Regions from separate parts of the Homo sapiens genome. Here all the other regions are linked to region 3. The links are chromatin contacts, found by Hi-C or POLR2A ChIA-PET in ENCODE. All regions are on one chromosome and are shown on one strand. Each heading gives the region's core, a stretch centred on a gene start or an enhancer-like site at or near the end of the contact. The rest is flanking DNA. Distances are from core to core; before and after follow the strand shown. Region 1 holds the start of TTLL11 (tubulin tyrosine ligase like 11). Region 2 holds the start of RBM18 (RNA binding motif protein 18). Region 3 holds the start of STRBP (spermatid perinuclear RNA binding protein).

Region 1 (3,238 bases), core at 41-2,540, 1.2 Mb after region 3:
AACAAAAAAAGTGATATAAGTAAAAGCAGTCAGGCTGGACGTGGTGGCTCACGCTTGTAATCTCAGCACTTTGGGAGGCTGAGGCGGGTGGATCATCTGAGGTCGGGAGTTAGAGACCAGCCTGGCCAAGATGGTGAAACCCCGTCTATACTAAAAATACAAAAAATTAGCCGGGCATGGTGGCCGGCTCCTGCAATCCCAGCTACTCACAAGGCTGAGGCAGGAGAATTGCTTGAAGCCGGGAGGCGGAGGCTGCAATGAGCCGAGATCACACCATTGCATCCCAGCCTGGGCGACAAGAGCGAAACTCTGTAACAACATCAACAACAACAACAAAACAAAAACAAAAACAAAAAAGAAAACAAGAGACGCGGTGGTTCTGCTTGTAATCCTAGTACTTTGGGAGGCCGAGGCTGGCAGATTACCTGAGGTCAGGAGTTTGAGAACAGCCTCGGCAACATGGCGAAACCACGTTTCTACGAGAAACACAAAACTTAGCCGGGAGTGGTGGTACATTCGTGTAGTCTCAGCTACTCGGGAGGTTGGGGTGGGAGGATCCCTTGAGCTCTGGAAGTTGAGGCTGCTGCAGTGAGCCGGGATCGCGCCACTGCACTCCAGCCTGGGCGACAGAGAGAGACCCTGTCTAAAAAAAAAAAAAAAAAAGAAAAAAAGAAAAGAAAAAGAAAAAATCGTTAATATCCTCAACTCGAGTGGGAATCTATAGGGGGCTTACCCATGCCCATGACTTCCCCATCCCATCGGGAGCTCCCTGAGAACAGGGAAAAGTGCCTCCCCTCTTATCTGGGGGCGCTCAAAGGACCAGCAGAGGGTTTCTTCAGCGGAACACTCTCTGCTCCCCTAGGGCCTGGGCTGCTCACATCCATCGCACTGAGGAGGGTCCCATCCATTGCACTGAGGAGGGTCCCATCCATTGCACTGAGGAGGGTCCCACTGGGGGGCTCCTCCTCCGTCCTATCGAGAGTTATCCCAGCGAGTGTTGGCGGGGACTGAGCCTCCTGCTTGAGGTAGTTGTTTTTACTCCCAGTCCCCAGGCTCACGAGCCCCACGCGCGCTCAATCTGCCCTCCCGCTTCTCCTCGCCACTCCGAGTTCTGCGCCCTCGAGATCCAGCGCATCCGCGGGGTGGGCGGGTCCTGGCGGCTCTTTGCCCTCTTCCAACATGGCCGCCGCTGCCTCTGTGACAGGCAGGGTCACGTGGGCAGCCTCGCCTATGAGGTCGCTGGGGCTCGGCCGGCGATTGTCCCTTCCCGGACCCCGTCTCGATGCGGTGACTGCCGCTGTCAACCCGAGCCTGAGCGATCATGGCAACGGGCTCGGGCGGGGAACGCGTGGCAGCGGCTGCAGCGGCGGCAGTTTGGTGGCGGACTGGGGCGGCGGAGCGGCGGCGGCGGCGGCGGTGGCACTGGCACTGGCCCCGGCCCTGAGCACCATGCGGCGGGGCAGCTCCGAGAGCGAGCTGGCGGCCCGGTGGGAGGCGGAGGCGGTGGCTGCGGCCAAAGCGGCGGCCAAAGCTGAGGCCGAGGCCACAGCGGAGACGGTGGCGGAACAGGTCCGCGTGGACGCGGGCGCGGCCGGGGAACCGGAGTGCAAGGCAGGGGAGGAGCAGCCCAAGGTCCTGGCCCCGGCCCCGGCGCAGCCCAGTGCGGCTGAGGAGGGGAACACCCAGGTCCTTCAGCGGCCGCCGCCCACGCTGCCCCCGTCCAAGCCGAAGCCGGTGCAGGGCCTCTGCCCGCACGGGAAGCCCCGGGACAAGGGCCGAAGCTGCAAGCGGAGCTCGGGCCACGGTTCCGGCGAGAACGGCTCCCAGCGGCCGGTCACCGTGGACAGCTCCAAGGCCAGGACCTCCCTGGATGCCCTGAAGATCAGCATCCGCCAGCTCAAGTGGAAGGAGGTGAGGCCCGGCCCGACCCGGCCGCGTGGGCACAGTGGGGTGGACAGGACGACCTCAGAGGTCTCGGCACGGCCCAGGTCAGGTCGGCGGGCGAGGGCTGAGCTCCTGCGGTGCACCACGCTCGGGCCTGCTTGTCAGCCGCAAAGTGCTCATCCTTCAAGGCCTACCCCCCAAAATCACTTCCTCCAAGAGGGCCCCCCAGACCCCTCCAGGTCAAGTTAGCCACTCACTCCTCTGCCTCCCTGCAGCTCTTTTTATGTCTCAGCCATCAGCATTTGCCTCTGCTTGTAGATATGTGTACGTCTGTCTCCTCCACCAGCTTGTAAGCCCCTGGGGCCCCGGACCCGCTCTCTCACTTCTTCATTGAAGTTATATTTGTTTAGCACTTGCTGTGTGACTCTTGGGCAGAGGAACACTTTTTATTTTGGAGGCAGACAGGCCTAGGGTCTCACTACACTTTGCTACTTAGCTGTGTGACCTTGAGTAAGTTGCTTCACCTCTTCAGCCTATTACCTTCTCTGTAAAGTGAGGCCAATTATACTTATCTCATCATCTTGTTAGCATTAGAAGACTCACTACTTAGTGTTTTATAGCACAAGTCTGCAATAAATGGTAACTTACGTTACCACCTTCTCCTTTCTCTCTTCTTCCACCATCATCACCATCACCACCACCAGCACCACCACTGTCCTCATGATCAGTGGTATAAAATCAGGCACTGTATTTTATATTCCAGGCTTGGCTTACGGCATGTGTCAGTAAGCAGTGAATGAAAGGGTGAATGAATACATGAGTTATCATCCCTGAGCCCATTTTAGACTGGCAGGGGATGGAATGTAGCACCAGTGACTCTAGAGGTGTCTGTTGCAATTGGCTACGTGGATAAAGCCATTTGACTTTATTTGCAGCATATAAGGTATTTAATGTGCTTTCAGGAGTGTCAGGAGTTTGATTAAGGATAGCTGAGTGTGGACACAGCCAGTGGTAACAGGGATCTGCTGCGGGTAACAGAGGACTCAGGTTCTTAGCCCTGTGCCTTGGCTATGGTAGATGCTCGGTAATGGTTTCATTAAGTTGGAACATACAGAGAGATGGCCACAGAAAGGACTGATGTGGTCAGAGGGTTGATGTCCCAATAGGAAAAAGTGCATTTGGTTTGGAGGGAAGTCAAGGATCAGGCAGAACCGACTTCCAGGTGGATAGGGTGTAGCCGTTGGGGAAGTTTGACTCCAAGTGTCTGGGCCCCCAGCCTTGGGGCTTGGGATTCAGAGGGGAACTTTCATGCTGGGGAAACTTGGGGAAAACAAAGGCAGGCTCTCAGTTCTAA
Region 2 (3,152 bases), core at 138-2,637, 1.0 Mb after region 3:
TGTCTAATTCCCTCCATATGACTCTAAGTACTACAAGGACTAATCTATGATTTTCTTGTTCACTGCTGTATCCCCAGTACCTGGTACATTGCCAGAACACAGAAGACACTGTGAATGTGATGAATACATCAGTGAAAGTCCAGAAAGATAAATTCCTTATCCAGGGTAAACCAGAATCGGATGGGAATCTACCCTTACTATTATGGTAGGTTCTGGGCTTCCCAGCGTTGCCTCCACTGTCTCTGGTTTGCCAGATTTTTGCTTAGAGATAGTAGATGATGTTCTTCTCTAAATGCAGTACCAGGTAAAGAAAGGTACTTGTAGTATCTGACTATACACAGAATCATTATGCACCTGGCACGGCCAAAGAAGGAATGAGACACTTTAACAGGTAGAGAAAGGGCTTTTGCCTAAGAGTTAAGAGATCTGGATTCCAGTATGCCTACCTTATCACTCCCTGCCATCTGCCATTTAGATTCATAATCACACGTATTCAAAAAGCATTTGCGGCAGCTCTACCACTGACTTGTGACTTGTACCAAGTGATTTCTCCTACGTAGATTTTGTTTCAACCATAAAATGAAGGGGTCAGATCAGGTTTTCATTCTTTCCAACTATAAAGCTTTCCAAAATGGGGGGAAATGCAACAGTGTGGTTTAAAACAAAATAAAGGCACTAAACTTAGAGAAAACTCCGAGTCTTGGTTCCAGCACTTCCTAGGCACGTGACCTTAAATCGGTCAAACTCTCAGGACTTCCGTCTCATCTGTAAAACGTAAATGACAATACTATTTGTCAGGGTTAAGTAAATGGAGAAGGGCTACTGAAATGACAACTGTTTTGCCACTGGGTGGCACAGAGTGGTGGTTAAAAGTCCAGGCTTAGGAGTCGGATAGCCCTAGGTCTGAATTTAAGCGCCCTCACTTTCTGACCGCGTGACCCTGGTAAAATTACCTATGTGAGCTTCCGTTTCTTCATTATGGGAGATAATAATATCTACTCCTATGGGATTGTTCTGAAACTCAAACGTTCCCGTCAAGTGTGCGGCTACTCTTTAGTAAGTTCCTCCAGCATCCCCTAAATTCCTAGCTGGTAAAAGGAGCCCCGCCCCCACCCCATGAGACTCGCTCCAATGCCACAGGTCCCGCCCTCAGCCTTAAAGGTCAAGCTGGACTCGAACGGGTCGGGGACGGTAGTCTGGTCCCCTGAGGTCCCCCAGAGGTCCCTGAGTAAGGGTCTCTGGCACCCAGACCACACGCGCCCCTCGAGGCCCTGTCAAGGACACTCACCAGCTATCGCCCAGGTTACTAAGGAAAGACTCGTGCGACGGCGGCGACCGCAGCTGCGCGGACGTCGTGACGTCACGAAGCCAGGAGGCGGCGCAGGCTTAACGCGTCACGGGCGGCCTGGCAGCTGGCGGCATTGAGGCGGACGCGTCTAGAGGTCCGTCTGACCGCGGCGTCGGGACCTGGTTTCCGGGCATGAGCTGAGAGCACCACGCCGAGGCCACGAGGTGAGTTCGGCCGCGACATGTCCCTGCACCTCAGCGATGGGCCCGCTAAGAGGTCTTACAGGAGGCCGCCCTCGCAGGACTGCATCTCAGGCCCCGCCCCGGATTGTCCTGTCGCTGGCCCGGAAATAACAATCCGAGTAATGACCCTTCGCCTGTAGGAATTCGCAGCCAGAAATCGGGAAGCCAGGGTTCCAGGCATGACCCCACCGCTTGCTGTTAGGATCAGGTGTCTCTTCTTCTCTGGATTGCACTTTCCCCAGATGACTATTTCTGGCTTCCAGAGTTATTGCAGCTCAGCTGGAAAGACAAATGTAACCGCGTTTTGTGAACTCTGGTAGTCTAAAGGATTGTTGCTATTGCAAACGCAAAGCATTTTGATAGTCCCGTGCCGTCTTGATCTTTTATTACCCTTTACCTTTCCTCAAAAAGCCATATTCTGAGCTGTCACCAAAATTGTCTTATTTAAGACTCACAACGACCTCGTGAGACGACAAATTGTACCCATTCTAGGAAGGAAAAAGAAACTAAGTCTTCGAGTGGAGAAGCGGCTTGCTTCATTTAGTAAATATTAAGCACCAACCGTGAGACAGGCAGTGTACTTAAGTGCTAGAAATAGAACCGTGATCAAGATTGGCAAGGTCCTGTGCTGTGGGAGCTTACGTTCTAGTGAAGGAAATAGAAGAGGAAACATTAAGTAATACATTGAATTAGCATTTAGTAGGAGGAAAAAGATGGAAAAGTGGCTATGATATAGAATAACAAGGAACTCTGTTTAGGAAAGCTTTTCTATCGAGAGGATGCTTAAAGAAAGGTCATGTGACTTGCTAAAGGTGCAGTTACTAGGTGCAAAAGTCAGGATTTGAACCCAGACCCGCATAGCCTGCACTCTTACCAGTAAAACATGGTACCTTTTCGTGGTAATAAATATTAATAGCTATTGGTATTATTCCTGATTTTAGACATGAGAAAATCAGAATGTCCTATCATTCAAGTCCCAAATGTCATCTCCTTTAGAGAGGCCTTCCCTCCACTCAATCTATAGTCGTCGAGTCCCTGTCACATCACCCTGCTTAATTGTGTTTGTGGCATGTATCACTAATTATATCTTCTTTATTTATTTTGCTTTTGTTTTGTCCTGCTCCCCTTCCAAATACAAGCATCCAGAGGATAGGGACCTTGCTTGTTCACTGCTCTGACTCCAGTAACTGGATAAGTCCTAGATAATAGAAGCAGTGAATTTATTTTTTGAATGAATGATTTGTTTAAAAAGTAGGGGGAAAGGAAAGCAGAGGGAAGACAAAAATGTGTCTCCCCTGGGATTAAATTTATGTCTGTTTCACCTTTCTCCCAGGAGGTAAGAACAAGAGCTGTGGCTTTTTCATTTGTCTATTTCAGTACATAGCCCAGAGTTTAACAGTTCCTAGTTGCTTGACTTACATTGCTGAACAGATTAAAGATGTGAATGGGAAAGGAAGAAAAATACCCTCATGTGCAGGGTATTCAATAAACAATTACCTAGGGACTGCTGTGCTAGACTTTACAGGGTGTGCTGAGATGATTAAGAGGTAATGGCAGTTGTTGTGACTGCCTCCATGGTTCCTGTAGTGCTGACCTCTGAGGTACTTCTGGGTATAGGATAT
Region 3 (3,131 bases), core at 527-3,026:
CGCCTCTTCTCCCTCTGATACTTATGGGCATCCTACAAAACCCAGCTTTAATGATCTCATGTCATGTGCACGTGTAGTCTTCCCTAACACACTTAGGCAGGAAGATGACCCTGTCCTCAAGGGACTGAGAGACCAGGGAGGAGACAGACAGCTAAACAATTACAATCTAGTGCCATGAGAATACATATAGCTTAACAGGACTATGTTCAAGCCGAGGGAGCTTAGACCATGTGTCTGAGGCAGCCAAGGATCTCCAGAGAATATACTCTGAGCTGATTGATAAGGATACCCAGGATTTTTTTCAGGAGGGTCAAGGAAGGTGTGAGTGGTCAGAGGTGGGGAGAGGGTTTAGAAAGGGATTTGCGGCCTGGCATCTGTCTCAGGAGACTCAGGCTCCTACACACCTGGGCATACTCTGGAAACAACAGTACTGTAGTTCTGTGTGGCTGGAGGGTCACATTGGCCTGAAGGAGGGGCAAAGGGAAGGGCGTGCACCTTGAAGCTTAAGGCCAGATCACCAAGGCCTTTTCAGTTGAAATTGGGTTTTTTACACTTTATTCTGTGAATGAAACAGAGCTGTTAAAATATTTGAGCCTGGTGTGTTAGAAAGATGAAAAGGGGCCCCAAGGGGGCTGTTGTGGGGAGTCCCTCCTCAACCCCTGGGCTGTTCAAGGTCCTCTGTCTTGGCACTGAGTGGTCAGGTCGTTTCTGCTCCAGGCTGGGAATTGTCTTAGGGCAAAGACATTGTCTCATTTGCCAGTGCATCCCTGCAGCCTGCAAACCCCCCGGTATACAGCAGGGACTGTATACTGGCAAGCAGAATGCTGGGCACCAAGAACTTGAGGCCAGGGACTGTAGAATAGAAAGCGAACCTTTAATTCTTCCCCAGCGCCGCCCCTGGCACAGAGCTGGTAGGTGTTCAGCCAAAGTCTGACCCAACCATAAGGAGGTCAGAGAGGTCCTGGGCCCAAACTCAATCCCAGCGAGGTTCATTATAGGCAGGTGAAGGAGAGGTGATTGTAGCAGCTTCTGTTCAGCGACTGCTGTGTGCCAGGATTCACACCTATTGTCTTATGCCATCTCCCCAACAGCTCCTAAATTGGAATTATTGTCCCAGTTTTCCTGATGAGGAAACTGAGGCTCAGAACGGTTCTTGGTAACTTGGCCAAGGTCACACAGCCAGCAAGTAGGTGGGCGGTGGCACAAGTCAAAGCCTACTGGCCTGCCCCTCTACCTCGGGAGGCAGTGCGACGCCTACTCCATTTGTGTGGCTGCTGGGGTTGGGGGGCATCCCGCACTGGGGTGCGGGGCCCGGGGAAGGCGGCTAGCCGCCGCGGCTCGGCGCAGCTCCCAGGTTCGGAAGTTACGAAGTTTCCGTGCATTTCGCTAGCCTCCCAGCGCAGCTCGTCTCCGCTCCGCCGCAGTTACGCCGCTAGCGCAGCGGGGCTCAGGTGCTGCAGCGAGCGGGGGCCTGGGGCCGGGAGGAAGGCGGGGACGCAGTTTACGTAAGCGTCCGCTGGCAGGTGCATAAGGCCGCCGGCGGCGAGTGCTCCCTGCGCGCTCCCAGGTGCGCACTTGGCGCAGGCGGCGGCACAGCAAGGCGGCGGCGGGCGCTGGCCGGCGCTCTCAGGTGCGGCAGGACGCGCGTGGAGGGGGCGCGCGGCGAACGAGGGGGCGGGCTTTCCGTTCCCCAGCAGCCGCGGGGCCCGCCCCCTGGCCTGGCCAATGGGCGCGCTCGACGGTGTCACGTGCTCGCTGCCGCCGCTGCCGCCGCCGAAGCGGAGACCGGAGCCGCGAGCGCCACCAGGGCAGCAGCCGCCGCAGCCGCCGCCGCTGGGCAGAGGAGCCGGAGACGCGAGCGGGCGAGGTGGCGGCGGCGGCGGAGCGGGAGCGGGTACCGGGCGCGGGCAGAGCGCGGCGGCGCGGGTAGGCTCCGGCGGCGGGGCGGGCGCCTGCGCGGCGGGCCGTCCCGGGCGGGCGGCGGTTAAGGCGGCGGTTGAGGCGGTTGGCGGAGCCGGCCCGGGCCCCGCATTGTTTGTTGTGCGTCCTTAGCAGCGGCGGCGGCGGTGGCGGCCGAGGCGGAGAGCAGGGAGCAATCCCGGCCCCGCGGCTCCGGCATTGTGGCCGCCGCCGCCGCCGCTGCGGTGCCCCGGCCGCTTCGGGCAAGGGCAGCGGGCAGCCTTCCTCACCTTCGCGGGGACGGGGTCCCGGCCGATCAGGGGAGGGCGTGGGCAGGGTTGGGGGACGCGGTGCCGGGAGGTCTTCCGGGACGGAGGGCTCGGGGCTCGGGGCAGGTGTTGGAGGACATTGGGGGCAGGAGCTGGGGAGAGGCTTCGGGGGGCAGGCGGAAGGTGTGGGCAGATTTGGGGGTAAATAGGGGTGCAGAGGGATCCGGCCCAATGGAGGAGGAGAGCCTTCAGGCAGGTTTGGGGGGCCCCCTGGGCCAGGCGAGTGCGAGATGGAGGACATTCCGTCCGGTGGGGGGGGGCACTATATTGTGGGGTTCAAGAGGGAATGAGGGGGCTTTTGGGGAGGGCAGGGACGAGTGGGGTGGGAATGGAGGGAGAAGACTGGGGACTCGAGCAGGACTGGAAGGAGCGCTGCGTGCCAGGGGCAGGGAGTGGGGCGGGTATTAGGAAGGCCACCGGGACGCCCGTGAAGGGGAACGATGGAGGAGGGGGTCGGGGCAGGGGGAAGTGAGGGCAGGCAGGGAGCGCCTGAAAGGGAGGGAGGGGAGCAGGGTGCCTAGGCTTCTGGGGTGATAGGGAAATGAAGGGTAGGCCCAGGGGCTCCAGGAGACCTGCGAGGGGTGTGAGGGAGTGTGTGGCCAGGTGTATAGGGGAGCCTGCAGGGAGGCGGGAGGGGGTTGACATGTAAGGATAAAAAGGCAGGTATCTGGTGCTCAGGGAAGAGGAGTATGGGGTGGAAGGGGGAAGTTCATTGGGGCAGAGACTTAGTTTGAGGGCTTGCAGAGAGAGGTGGGGACAGTAGGAGAAGGGTGATGGGGATGGAGAGCAGGAGGTGTGTGGGGCATTTAAAGGATAGCGGGAGAAGTGCGTGAAATGGAGGGTGTTTATGCAGGAAGTATGGAAGAAGGTGGGATCAGCAAGAGAGGGAATTTTGAGGTAGGA

Evidence for each region. A loop is a pair of places that touch in the nucleus more often than their neighbours do. ChIA-PET counts read pairs that join two places held with the same protein, here RNA polymerase II (POLR2A). Pooled maps may share reads with other maps.
Region 1: a loop to region 3 is called in a map of CD4-positive, alpha-beta T cell, with 7 times the contacts of the local background. The contact joins the promoter of TTLL11 here to the promoter of STRBP in region 3. A Hi-C loop is called at or near these places in 3 of 168 maps with a recorded cell type or tissue (CD4-positive, alpha-beta T cell and CD8-positive, alpha-beta T cell) and 9 of 50 pooled maps.
Region 2: a map of CD8-positive, alpha-beta T cell shows a loop between it and region 3 (14-fold over the local background). The contact joins the promoter of RBM18 here to the promoter of STRBP in region 3. A Hi-C loop is called at or near these places in 3 of 168 maps with a recorded cell type or tissue (CD8-positive, alpha-beta T cell and naive thymus-derived CD4-positive, alpha-beta T cell), 2 of 37 single-sample maps with no recorded cell type and 9 of 50 pooled maps. POLR2A ChIA-PET finds 5 or more read pairs at or near these places in 2 of 52 experiments (activated B cell and activated T-cell).

What each region holds. Positions count from the first base shown.
Region 1 is chr9:122,091,360-122,094,597 of GRCh38, reverse strand. It overlaps TTLL11 (tubulin tyrosine ligase like 11), which reads left to right and starts at 1,290. Exons shown (of 9, transcript NM_001139442.2): 1 at 1,290-1,911. The coding sequence starts at 1,450. LOC124902263 (a long non-coding RNA gene) reads right to left here and starts at 466. Exons shown (of 2, transcript XR_007061757.1): 1 at 426-466. RefSeq lists enhancers at 1,110-1,299, 1,049-1,762 and a silencer at 1,650-1,699.
Region 2 is chr9:122,263,075-122,266,226 of GRCh38, reverse strand. It overlaps RBM18 (RNA binding motif protein 18), which reads left to right and starts at 1,387. Exons shown (of 6, transcript NM_033117.4): 1 at 1,387-1,512. It overlaps MRRF (mitochondrial ribosome recycling factor), which reads right to left and starts at 1,345. Exons shown (of 7, transcript NM_138777.5): 1 at 1,289-1,345. RefSeq lists enhancers at 928-1,087, 263-1,233, 656-1,855, 1,234-2,205.
Region 3 is chr9:123,267,231-123,270,361 of GRCh38, reverse strand. STRBP (spermatid perinuclear RNA binding protein) reads left to right here and starts at 1,776. Exons shown (of 19, transcript NM_018387.5): 1 at 1,776-1,926. RefSeq lists silencers at 1,351-1,830, 2,001-2,050 and an enhancer at 1,450-1,950.